Regions from separate parts of the Homo sapiens genome. Here all the other regions are linked to region 3. The links are chromatin contacts, found by Hi-C or POLR2A ChIA-PET in ENCODE. All regions are on one chromosome and are shown on one strand. The core of a region is the stretch at or near the end of the contact, and the rest is flanking DNA. Distances in the headings are between cores, read along the strand shown. Region 1 has its middle 61 kb from the start of MED9. Region 2 overlaps PRPSAP2 (phosphoribosyl pyrophosphate synthetase associated protein 2). Region 3 holds the start of TOM1L2 (target of myb1 like 2 membrane trafficking protein).

Evidence for each region. A loop is a pair of places that touch in the nucleus more often than their neighbours do. ChIA-PET counts read pairs that join two places held with the same protein, here RNA polymerase II (POLR2A). Pooled maps may share reads with other maps.
Region 1: a pooled map shows a loop between it and region 3 (4-fold over the local background). The contact joins the enhancer-like site here to the promoter of TOM1L2 in region 3. A Hi-C loop is called at or near these places in 2 of 50 pooled maps. POLR2A ChIA-PET finds 5 or more read pairs at or near these places in 2 of 52 experiments (activated CD4-positive, alpha-beta T cell and naive thymus-derived CD8-positive, alpha-beta T cell).
Region 2: a loop to region 3 is called in a map with no recorded cell type, with 9 times the contacts of the local background. The contact joins the enhancer-like site here to the promoter of TOM1L2 in region 3. A Hi-C loop is called at or near these places in 2 of 37 single-sample maps with no recorded cell type and 2 of 50 pooled maps. POLR2A ChIA-PET finds 5 or more read pairs at or near these places in 1 of 52 experiments (GM10248).

Annotation. Positions count from the first base shown.
Region 1 is chr17:17,414,762-17,417,918 of GRCh38, forward strand. No RefSeq gene overlaps it. Among named protein-coding and RNA genes, the nearest start is that of MED9, 61 kb to the right of the region's middle. RefSeq lists an enhancer at 1,790-1,934 and a cis regulatory region at 1,857-1,867. Within about 2 kb of position 1,475, at least 17 of the 41 ENCODE cell types and tissues checked have a DNase peak (open chromatin) inside an H3K27ac peak, as active enhancers do.
Region 2 is chr17:18,920,698-18,923,846 of GRCh38, forward strand. The region is part of intron 9 of PRPSAP2 (phosphoribosyl pyrophosphate synthetase associated protein 2); the gene reads left to right. Among named protein-coding and RNA genes, the nearest start is that of SLC5A10, 30 kb to the right of the region's middle. RefSeq lists an enhancer at 1,499-1,578. Within about 2 kb of position 1,499, at least 7 of the 41 ENCODE cell types and tissues checked have a DNase peak (open chromatin) inside an H3K27ac peak, as active enhancers do.
Region 3 is chr17:17,970,406-17,973,649 of GRCh38, forward strand. It overlaps TOM1L2 (target of myb1 like 2 membrane trafficking protein), which reads right to left and starts at 1,995. Exons shown (of 15, transcript NM_001082968.2): 1 at 1,857-1,995. The coding sequence starts at 1,908. DRC3 (dynein regulatory complex subunit 3) reads left to right here and starts at 2,457. Exons shown (of 14, transcript NM_031294.4): 1 at 2,457-2,569. RefSeq lists enhancers at 1,488-2,057, 2,429-2,748 and a silencer at 1,699-1,748.

The DNA of each region.
Region 1 (3,157 bases), core at 225-2,724, 560 kb before region 3:
AACCAGAACCCAGGCGTCCCCACGGGGTCTGTGTGTCGGGCTCTGCTTCTCCCTCCGCTCTTCTGTCTCCAGGTCCTGCAGACTGTGGAGGGGACAGGCCATAGGAAAGGATTAAGTCTCCTCATCTACCACTTTATTGTTGATCTAGAACTTTCTAGACCTTGAGGATTTTGACAAAATGTGAATCTCCAATTATTTTGTGCAGCAGACATTTCAGAGGCAGAATGGTGGGAGGCTGTTGAATGGAGGGTGCACTGGATACTTTAGGCAAATTACTCGATTGAGCATAGCCTGTTTCTCCTTTGTAAAGTAGAGAAGACAGTGCGTACTTTCTCCATTTCACTGTTTTCTTCTGTGGATCAAAATGAGACAGCATTAAAGCACTCTGTGGTAGGGGTTGTTCCCAGTCTTAAGACTTCTTGGATCATGAAACATGACACAACATGGATGAAACTTGAAAATATGAAGCTAAGTGAAAGAAGCCAGGCACAAAAGACCACACGTTGCATGATTCCATTTATATGAAATGTCCAGAATAAACAAATTCATAGAGACAGAAAGTAGATTAGTGTTTGCCAGGGGCTGGTGAGAGTGTGGTTAGGGGGGATTGGTGAGTGACAGTTCATGGGTATAGTGTTTCTTTCTGGAGTTGATGAAAATATTCTGAAAGTAGACAGCGGTGCTATATATAGTGGGGATAGGAGTGAATATACTAGAAACCATTGAATGGTACACCTTATTTTTGTTTCATTTATCATTATTATTTTTTTGAGGCAGGGTCTCCCCTTTATCACCCAGGCTGGAGTGCAGTAGCATGATCATGGCCCACTGCAGCCTCAAACTCTTAGCTCAGGTGATCCTTCCACTTCAGCCTCCCAAGCAGCTGGGATCACGGGCATGCACCACTATACTCAGCTAATTTTTAAGTTATTTGTAGAGATGGAGTCTCCTTATGTTGCACAGGCTGGTCTTGAACTCCTGAACTCAAGTGTTCCTTGTGCCTCAGCCTCCCAAAGTGCTGGGATTACAGGTTTGAGCCACTGCACCTGGCCAATGGTACACTTTAAATCAGTGAATTGTATGGACTGTGAATTATATGTCAATAAAGCTGTTATAAAGAAGAAAAGAGCATATGCTCAGATCACTAGATATTTTGAGTTTTCAAGAGAAGCAGTGTTTCAGGATTAGGTTAGCTACCTATAACAGTAACTTCACCATTACAGTGGCTTAAGTAAGAAAGAAGTGCATTTTTACTTATGGAGAAGTCAGGAGGTAGGTAGTTCAGGGCTGGTTTTGTGGCTTCTTAGAGTCTACAGGGACTTAGGTTCTTCTCTCTCCTGTGCCATTCTCAGCCAGTGGCTTCCACTGTCAAGGCCAATTCAGAGTTCAAAATGGCCACTTGTTTTTATCCAGGCAGCAGGAAGAAGAAAGGAGGAAAGAATGAAAGCCACCCCCTAACCCTTGCGCCACCTTCTTCTTTCATCTCATTGGCCAAAACTGAGTCACATGGTCTCACTTTGCCACAAGGGAGGCTGGGAAATGTAGTCTTTTAGTTGGGCACATTGCTGCGCTGTCTAAAAATCAGGATTTGTAATTAAAGAAGCAGGGAAAACATCAGCTTGGTAAACATCAGCATCTGCCACTGCTTTTAGGTGAAATTCTGGTTGGTAATTTGACCCCCCCTTTTTAAAAATACCTTGCAGAACAAACTGAACACACCTGCAGTCTGGACTCACTGCAGGTAGGCCTGCTGGATTGGCTGTGGCTCTGTGGGGAGATGGGAGTGGGAAACCTTGTCCACTATGGCTTTGCAGATGTCAGTGGTTTGAAAGCAGCTATAGTTAAAATAAGGACAGTGCTGAGTCACTGTGAGGTGGTGGAGAGAGAGAACACACAAGTGCTTGGCAAACACAGAGAGCACAAACACACGAAGTCACAGTGTGGCTCTGCCACCGCATGGTTCAGACAAAAGCTCTGGGCTCTGCACAAAGGCTCCACAGCATCCAGGCTGCTGGGCAGACAGGAAGGGGCACAGCAATCTGAGTCATGGCGCCCTTCCTGTTGTGTTCTGCGTTTGCATTTTCTTTGAATATAAACCAAAAGCATTACAAACTATAGATGTAATTTGGACATGAAGGAACAAGGACAAAAAGTCAATAATTACTCACTCTGGACATGACCTTGTCACTGCCTCACCTTCACTTCCGGCAAGGCAAGAGCCATTCACGCTACTAATGACGTCTCCCGGGAAGATCGCATAATAAGCCTTGGTCAGAAAGCTGTATTTTTTGATAGGCAGGAAGCCCATGGACCTTTACTGCAATGTGTTCCGCAGGCTGCTCTAAGTTGCTGAGAAGGCCTCTTGGGGAGAGGAAGCGGGCCTTGGGTAGGGTGGCGTGGCGCTGTCAGATGCATCATGCCTACTCCCCAGGTGCAGGAAGGCTCAGGTGTGCAAGTCCAGAGGGTCGAGGAGTGCTGGGCCAGCCCAAGACAGGCCATAGAGGTTCCAGCATTGTCCTGAGCTCGCAGAGTGACTTTCTTTTCTCATTTTCAAAAGATGAGGCTGTGCGAAACTTCTTTTTGGAGCATCTCCCTTGCTGTCAAACCAAGTCTCTCATCTTCTAGGAGTCAGTCTTTTCATGGTGGCAGATCTTGGAGTTAGACAAGCCTGGCTCAATATACAGCTCCAATTATTTATTGTATCCCAAAATGCAGTGGCTTGAAACAGGCCCATTTGATTAGATATGAATTTGGGTAGGTGGACCTCCATCAGAAGGTCTTTCGGTTCCACATGGCTGTGGTTGGGGCTCATTCAGGGGTACTTACCTAGCCACTGGTGTGGGTCTAGAGGGTACCTGGTGGCTTGGGTGGTGCCTGGAAGACTGGGCTCCTCTGGGGCTCTCCACATGGCCTTCTCAGCCCAGTAGCTGGACTTCTGACATGGCAGCTCAAAGCTCCAAGAGATGGGAAACGGACCCAGAGATGGATTCTTAGTCCACTGCTGTCTTACTCATCCTCAATTTAAAAGAAACACTGGAGGCAGTGTTAAAGATTCATACCCCCAAACAGCCCCAATTTTCCATCCCCAACCTGTATCCATTTCCTTTGAATGTCATATACAGTAGCCTTGACATAAGTAATTCCATCTTAGAAGAAG
Region 2 (3,149 bases), core at 249-2,748, 950 kb after region 3:
AGATGAAAATATGCCTACTAAAAAACAATGAAAATACTTTTTCAGAATATAAGCACTATATATAATATTTGAAAATATTATCCATAAAAGTTAGAAGAAAATAATAATTAGTGCTTGATGCCACTATTCAAAGACACACCACTTTAATTTGGTGAGCCTCTTTTTGGTTTTTCACCCTTATTTTCATAAAGCTGCGATGCATGCTTCATACATAATTGTGCATGTTGCTGCCTCCTTCTCCCAGCTGCCCGACGTGTCATCTCAGGTCACCAGAAACTTTGACAGGAAACAGCAATTTCTTTTTTTTTTCTTTGAGACTGGGTCTCACTTTGTCACCCAGGCTGGAGTGCAGTGACAATCACGGCTCACTGCAACCTTGACCTCCCAGGCTCAAGCGATTTGTCCACCTCAGCCTCTTGTAAACAGCATTTTTATGGCTAATAACCCATCGTATGAATGTGGCTTAGACTGCCCAACCACAGCCTAATTTGGGGTTTTTATGTTTTCTTCTGTTCTTTGCCCTTATAATGTGGCAGGAAATATATGTGGATAAAACACTTTTCCCATACTTTGGCTTATTTCATTTCAAGCTTCTAAAAGTGAGATTAATGAGTCAGAAGGTATGAATATAAGGCTTTTTGTCAAATTGATTTCCTAGAGGGTGATTCATTATACTTTTTCACCGGCATTGAGGTCAAGTGTCCTGGGAGTAGGACTGTTGAAAATGTAAAAAGTCACTTCAGTTCTGGAATTTATCTTGCTTTGCTTTGTTTTGTTACACTTTTTTGCCCTCTCCTGATGCTCACCTGGGGTCACACATTGCCTCTGGTTGTCATATGTCTTTCATCTCTTTCAATCTAGAGCAGTGGTTCTCAATTAGGGAGTGGATATTGTCTCCTAGAGGTCATTTGGAAATGTCTGGAGATAGTTTTGATTGTCAGAATCAAGGGGGTGGCTACTGGCATCTAGTGAGTAGAGGCCAAACATGCTGCTAAACTTCTCACAGTACGTAGGGTGGTCCCTTGCAGCATAAACGTGTCTGGCCCAAGATCTCAGCAGTTGAAAAGTCCCAATCTAGAACAGTATTTTAACTTTTTCTTTTTGTGACATTGCCTTAAAAGAAAATTGAAGTCAAAGTCACATAACATAGAATTAACCATTTTAAAGTATAAAATTTACTGGCTTTCAGTATATTCACAGTTTTGTGCAGTTACCATTTCTTTCTAGTTTCAAAACTTCTCATTACCCCGGAAGAACACCCTGCACCCATTAAGTAGTTTCACCATGCCCCCATCCCCCAGCCCCTGGCAACCACTTACCTCTTTTCTGTTTCTGTGGATGTTTGCCTAATCTGGACACTTCATATAAACGGAATCATATAATATGTGGGCTTTTGTATCTGGCTTCTTTCTTTGAGCATGTTTTTGAGGTTCATCCATGTGATAGCACTTGTCAGTACTTCATTGCTTTTGGTGGCTGGATAATATTTCATTGTCAGCATTTGAAAGGAATTTGGGTTGTTTCCACTTTTGGCTATGCTGCTCTGTATATTCATGTATGAGTTTTCTGTGTGGATAGATGATTCATTTCTCATGGTCTATACCTGGTATCGGAATTGCTGCGTCACTTGGTGTATGTTTAACTTTTTGAGGAACTGCCAGACTCTTTTTTCACAGCAGCTGCACCATTTTATATTCCTACCAGTAATGTACAAAGATTTCAGTTTCTCCACATCCTCATCAACACTTATTTTCTACTTTTTATTGTAGCCAGCCCAGTGGGCATAAAGTGGCATCTCATTGTGATTTTGATAAACATTTCCCTAATGGCTAATGACTTCATTTGTATATCTTCTTTGGAGAAATATCTGTTGAAATCCTTTGCCCATTTTTGAACTAGGTTTGTCTTTTTTTGTTGAATTATAAAAGTTCTTTATATATTTTGGCATATGGCGCATATATATATATATAATTTTTTTTTTTTTTTTTTTTTTTGCGACAGGGCCTCACTCTCTCACCCAGGCTGGAGTGCAGTGGTGCAATCGTGGCTCACTGGAGCCTTGACCTCCCGGGCCCAAGTGATCCTCTCACCTCAGCCCCCTAAGTAGCTGTGACTACTGTCATGCACCACCACGCCCTGCTAATTTTTGTATTTTTTTATAGAGACAGGGTTTCGCCATGTTGCTCAGGCTGGTCTCAAACTCCTGAACTCAGGCAGGCAATCTGTCCACCTCGGCCTCCCAAAGTACTGGGATTACAGGCATGAGCCACCATGCCCAGCCTACTTTATATATTTTGGATACTAGACTCTTACCAGATACATGATATGCAAATATTTTCTGCCATTCTGTAGGGGTTTTTTTTACTTTTTTATTTTTATCTATTTATTTATTTTTATTTATTTATTTTTTGAGACAGAGTCTCGCTCTGTCACCCAGGCTAGAGTGCAGTGGCATGATCTCGGCTCACTGCAAGCTCCACATCTCAGGTTCACGCCATTCTCCTGCCTCAGCCTCCCAAGTAGCTGGGACTACAGGCGCCCACTAGCACACTTGGCTAATTTTTTTTTTTTTTTTTTTTTTTGTATTTTTAGTAGAGACAGGGTTTCACCATGTTAGCCAGGAAGGTCCCGATCTCCTGACCTCGTGATCCGCCCGCCTCAGCCTCCCAAAGGGCTGGGATTACAGGCGTGAGCCACCACGCCTGGCGTGGAATTGCTTTCTCAATTCCCTCTTTTGATTGTTCAGTGCTGCTGTGTAGCAGCTGATTTTGTGTGTTGATTTTGTACTTGGCAACTTGGCTGAATTCATATATTATTAGCTTTGGTAGGTGGATTTGTGGATTCTTGGGTATTTTCAATATGTAGGAACATGTCATCTGCTAATAGAGATAGTTTTACTTTTCCTTTCTGATCTGGATGCCTTTCATTTCGTTTTCTTGTCTAATTACCCTTGCTAGAGTATCCAGTATGATGGTGAATGGCAGTGGTGCAGTGGGCATCCTTGTCTTGTTGCTGATCTTAGGGGAAAGCTTTTGGCCTTCGGCCATAAAGTATCAAGTTAGCTGTGGGTTTTTGTAGTTGCCCTTAATCAGATTGAGGAAATTCCCTTGTATTCCTAGTTGGTTGAATGTTTTTATCTTGAGATATTA
Region 3 (3,244 bases), core at 745-3,244:
ACTACCTTGTCATTTTAAAGGTGTAGAGCTTCCTATTATAAAGGGGACAGAAAGGAAAACAATTCTCGCAAGTTTTCTGGCTCCCTCCATTAACTGGCTGGAAATTAGTTTTTGGAGTGTGGCTGCCATGCAAGAGCACCTGAAGAGAGTGGAAAAGGACATGGGGAAGAAGTAAGGAAGTGAGAATCCAGAGACTCTCCAGTGGGCAGCAAGAGACAAGATGTCAAAAAGGTGGGAAAACACTCTTTTGGGGTCCCTCATGCATTATAAAAGATACTACGCCAGAAAGTAAAGAAAGGCTCCTAAATGCTAATTAGCCAACAGGAGAGACCTCAATAAGTTTATAGGCTCCACTAAAGGCTGGAAAGTAAGCTAAAATTTCATAAGCAAAGCAGAAAATAAACAAATCACTACTGCTGAAATCAGGCCCATAAGAACACCAAAGATCCTGGCTCATAAAAGACGTTTTACCAGTCCTTCAACCAACCAGGAGGAATCCAGTTTTCAAACAAACTAATCAGCATTCTTGACTGATCAAGTGGCATAAGCCACTGCCTTGGGTAAAAAGGCAAGTTGCTTTCTTAGTAAGGAAGTCCCATATGGTGGCCATTTCAGTATTCCTTTACCTACACTTTGGGCTTTCCTTATCCATGATTCTGGCCATCTCTGGTGTCCCCAGGTGTCCACATCCCCCCTATAGGATTAACAGATAATGCTGAGTACCATTCTCTCTACATTGCCAACAAAAGATTTCAGCTTTGGTAAACTTAATATGAGGTGGGGGAGGAAGCAACAGTCAATGTGCAGAGTACTACAAAGAATATCAAAACTTGAGAACTTTAAGGGATCTATCACATCTCATCTCCAAACACTTTGACAGACAGGGGAACTTCAAACCAGAAAGGGCACAAGGTCATATGGAGTCACTGACAAAACCACTGCTAGAGTCCAGGCTTCCATGATTCCCAGTCCAGGGCTCTTATCATTAAATAACACAGCCTCCCTTCTTTCCTGGGAGGCACTGCAGGCATGCCATCCCCCTGCCAAGATAATCACCCTCCAAGAGCCCCTCCTCCTATCCCAGTCCCTCCTACAGCACAGCTGAGTTGCAGCTCAAATTAGCAAGTCCCGGAGCAGGGGGCATTTCTGGGAGGGTGCCCAGTCTGAGGGTTGCTGGTACCGAAGAGGAGGGACAAAGATGGAGAAGAAGGTGACATCCCACAAAGGGTTTGGGAGAACTGGGTCCTTGGGGCAGTGGCAGTGAGCCTGCTGGGCTGGATAAAGACACATGCAGTGGCATCTCCCAAAGCGCATTGGGGAAGCAGACCAGCAGTTGGCACCACCTCTAGCAGCAAAAGGAAGGGCTGAGCCTTGATGGGCAGGGAAGCCTGGGGCATCTCCGAGTCCAAGTTGGGCCTCAGGGGTGCCTCCTGGCAGAGTGGCACTGGCGCGCCCGTGAGGTGGCACCAGTGCCCGGGAGGAGGCCCGAGGACACAGATGCCCTGCCTGCCCGTGGGATAGCACCGGCACCCGGCGAAGGCCCAGCCCCCCCGGGAGGTGGCACCGGCGCCCGGCGAACGCCCGACGACCAGGATGCCCAACCCGCCCGTGAGGTGGCACCGACGCCCAGTGAAGGCCAGACGACCAGGATGCCCAGCCCGCCCGTGAGGTGGCACAAGCGCCCGGCAAAGGCCCGACGACCAGGATGCCCAGCCCGCTCGTGGAGTGGCACCCGCGGCTGGCGGAGGCCCAGCCCGCTCGTGAAGTGGCACCGGCGCCCGGCGGAGGCCCGCGGTCCTCACCAGCCGGATCAGCGGCCGCCGTTGCCCAGCCTCCTGCCCCACACGCGGCCTTACCGAGGCACTGCCCCACTGGTGTGCTGAACGGGTTCCCCAGGAGGAACTCCATCTTGGGTGGACAACACGCAGCGGCCCGGGCCCCCTGTCTGCCACCTAGGCCTCCGCTGTAACCCGCCGGACTCCCGTCCTGACTGACACTTGCCCCCTCCCCACTCTCTGGAACGCCGAGCTTAGGGCCTTTGGCCCCGCCCCCTTGCCGCGTCTCTATTGGGGGACACCTACGAAGCCCGCCTCCTATTGGTCGTTACACCTCTGTCAGCAAAGCCCCCACCCACCCCGCAGCGTCCGATTGGGCGGAGGAGCGAGCTAGGTCACCGGAGTCCCTGTCAGCCGTGGCGGCACCTCCCCTGGCCCGCCCCCAAAGGGGAAGCTGCGCATTTTGATTCCTCTGTATATTGGTCAATCTAAAGGATTCTTACTATTATTGGACAAAAGACGAGTCAATCACGCAAATGGACGGAACAGAGGTGAATCTAGGAATATCCCCGCCCATAGAAAGTACTGATTGGAGAAACATTTGTTTTCTCTACGGCTGGTTGGTGTAAGGAGTGTTTCACCACACGGAGATGTGGTCACGTGACTTGTCAACTTTCACCCAGGATGTCTCCCTTCTGACTTCCCCTTAGCAACCAAGTCGCGGCGCTTGGTTCCCCAGCAACCGGGAGACGCGTCTGCTGCGTGGAACCGCCGAGTTCCCAGCGCTTGAGAAGGTGAGACCTGGGAGCTGAGGCTCCCGGAGGACTTGCAGGGACAGATAGTGCCCGACGTAACTCTTTCCTGTGACCTTTTTCTCGGAGAACGCCGGCCCGGCCCTTCTCATTTATAAAATGAGCACGTAGGTCCTCTCCCAGCCACTTTACAGTCGTGTGAGACAGCCAAGACACTTTAGTCCTGGGCTTGTCAAGCTTTTGAATAAAAAAAAAAAAAAATACTAAGGAAGCATTTCCCGAGGGAGCAGGGCCAGAATGGATTTTTAAGGGGTTCCGTCTTCCAGCCTCCTTTCATAGAAAGAGAGGTACCCGGTCCACTGATAACTTTTCCCAGAATTTAGCCATCATAACTGACCTCATAACTATCAAATGATTTCATCTTGGTACTGTATATACCGCTTTGGATGTGAATACGGCTACTCAAGTTCTGTATCCGTCTCTGTCAGTAACTCATTGTACGACTTTGGACAAGTTCCTTTACCTCCCTGGAGCCTCAGGTTCCCTAGCTGGGAAATAAGGGCATTAGGACTCCCTTTTTATGGCCTCCGGAGCTTACATGTACTTAAATAATGCATGTGCACTGAGCACACAGTAAGCATTCAGTAAGTGATTGATTTTATTCTTTTTTAAGAAAAATTTTGTTCATTATTTATTTATTTATTTATTTTTTATTTT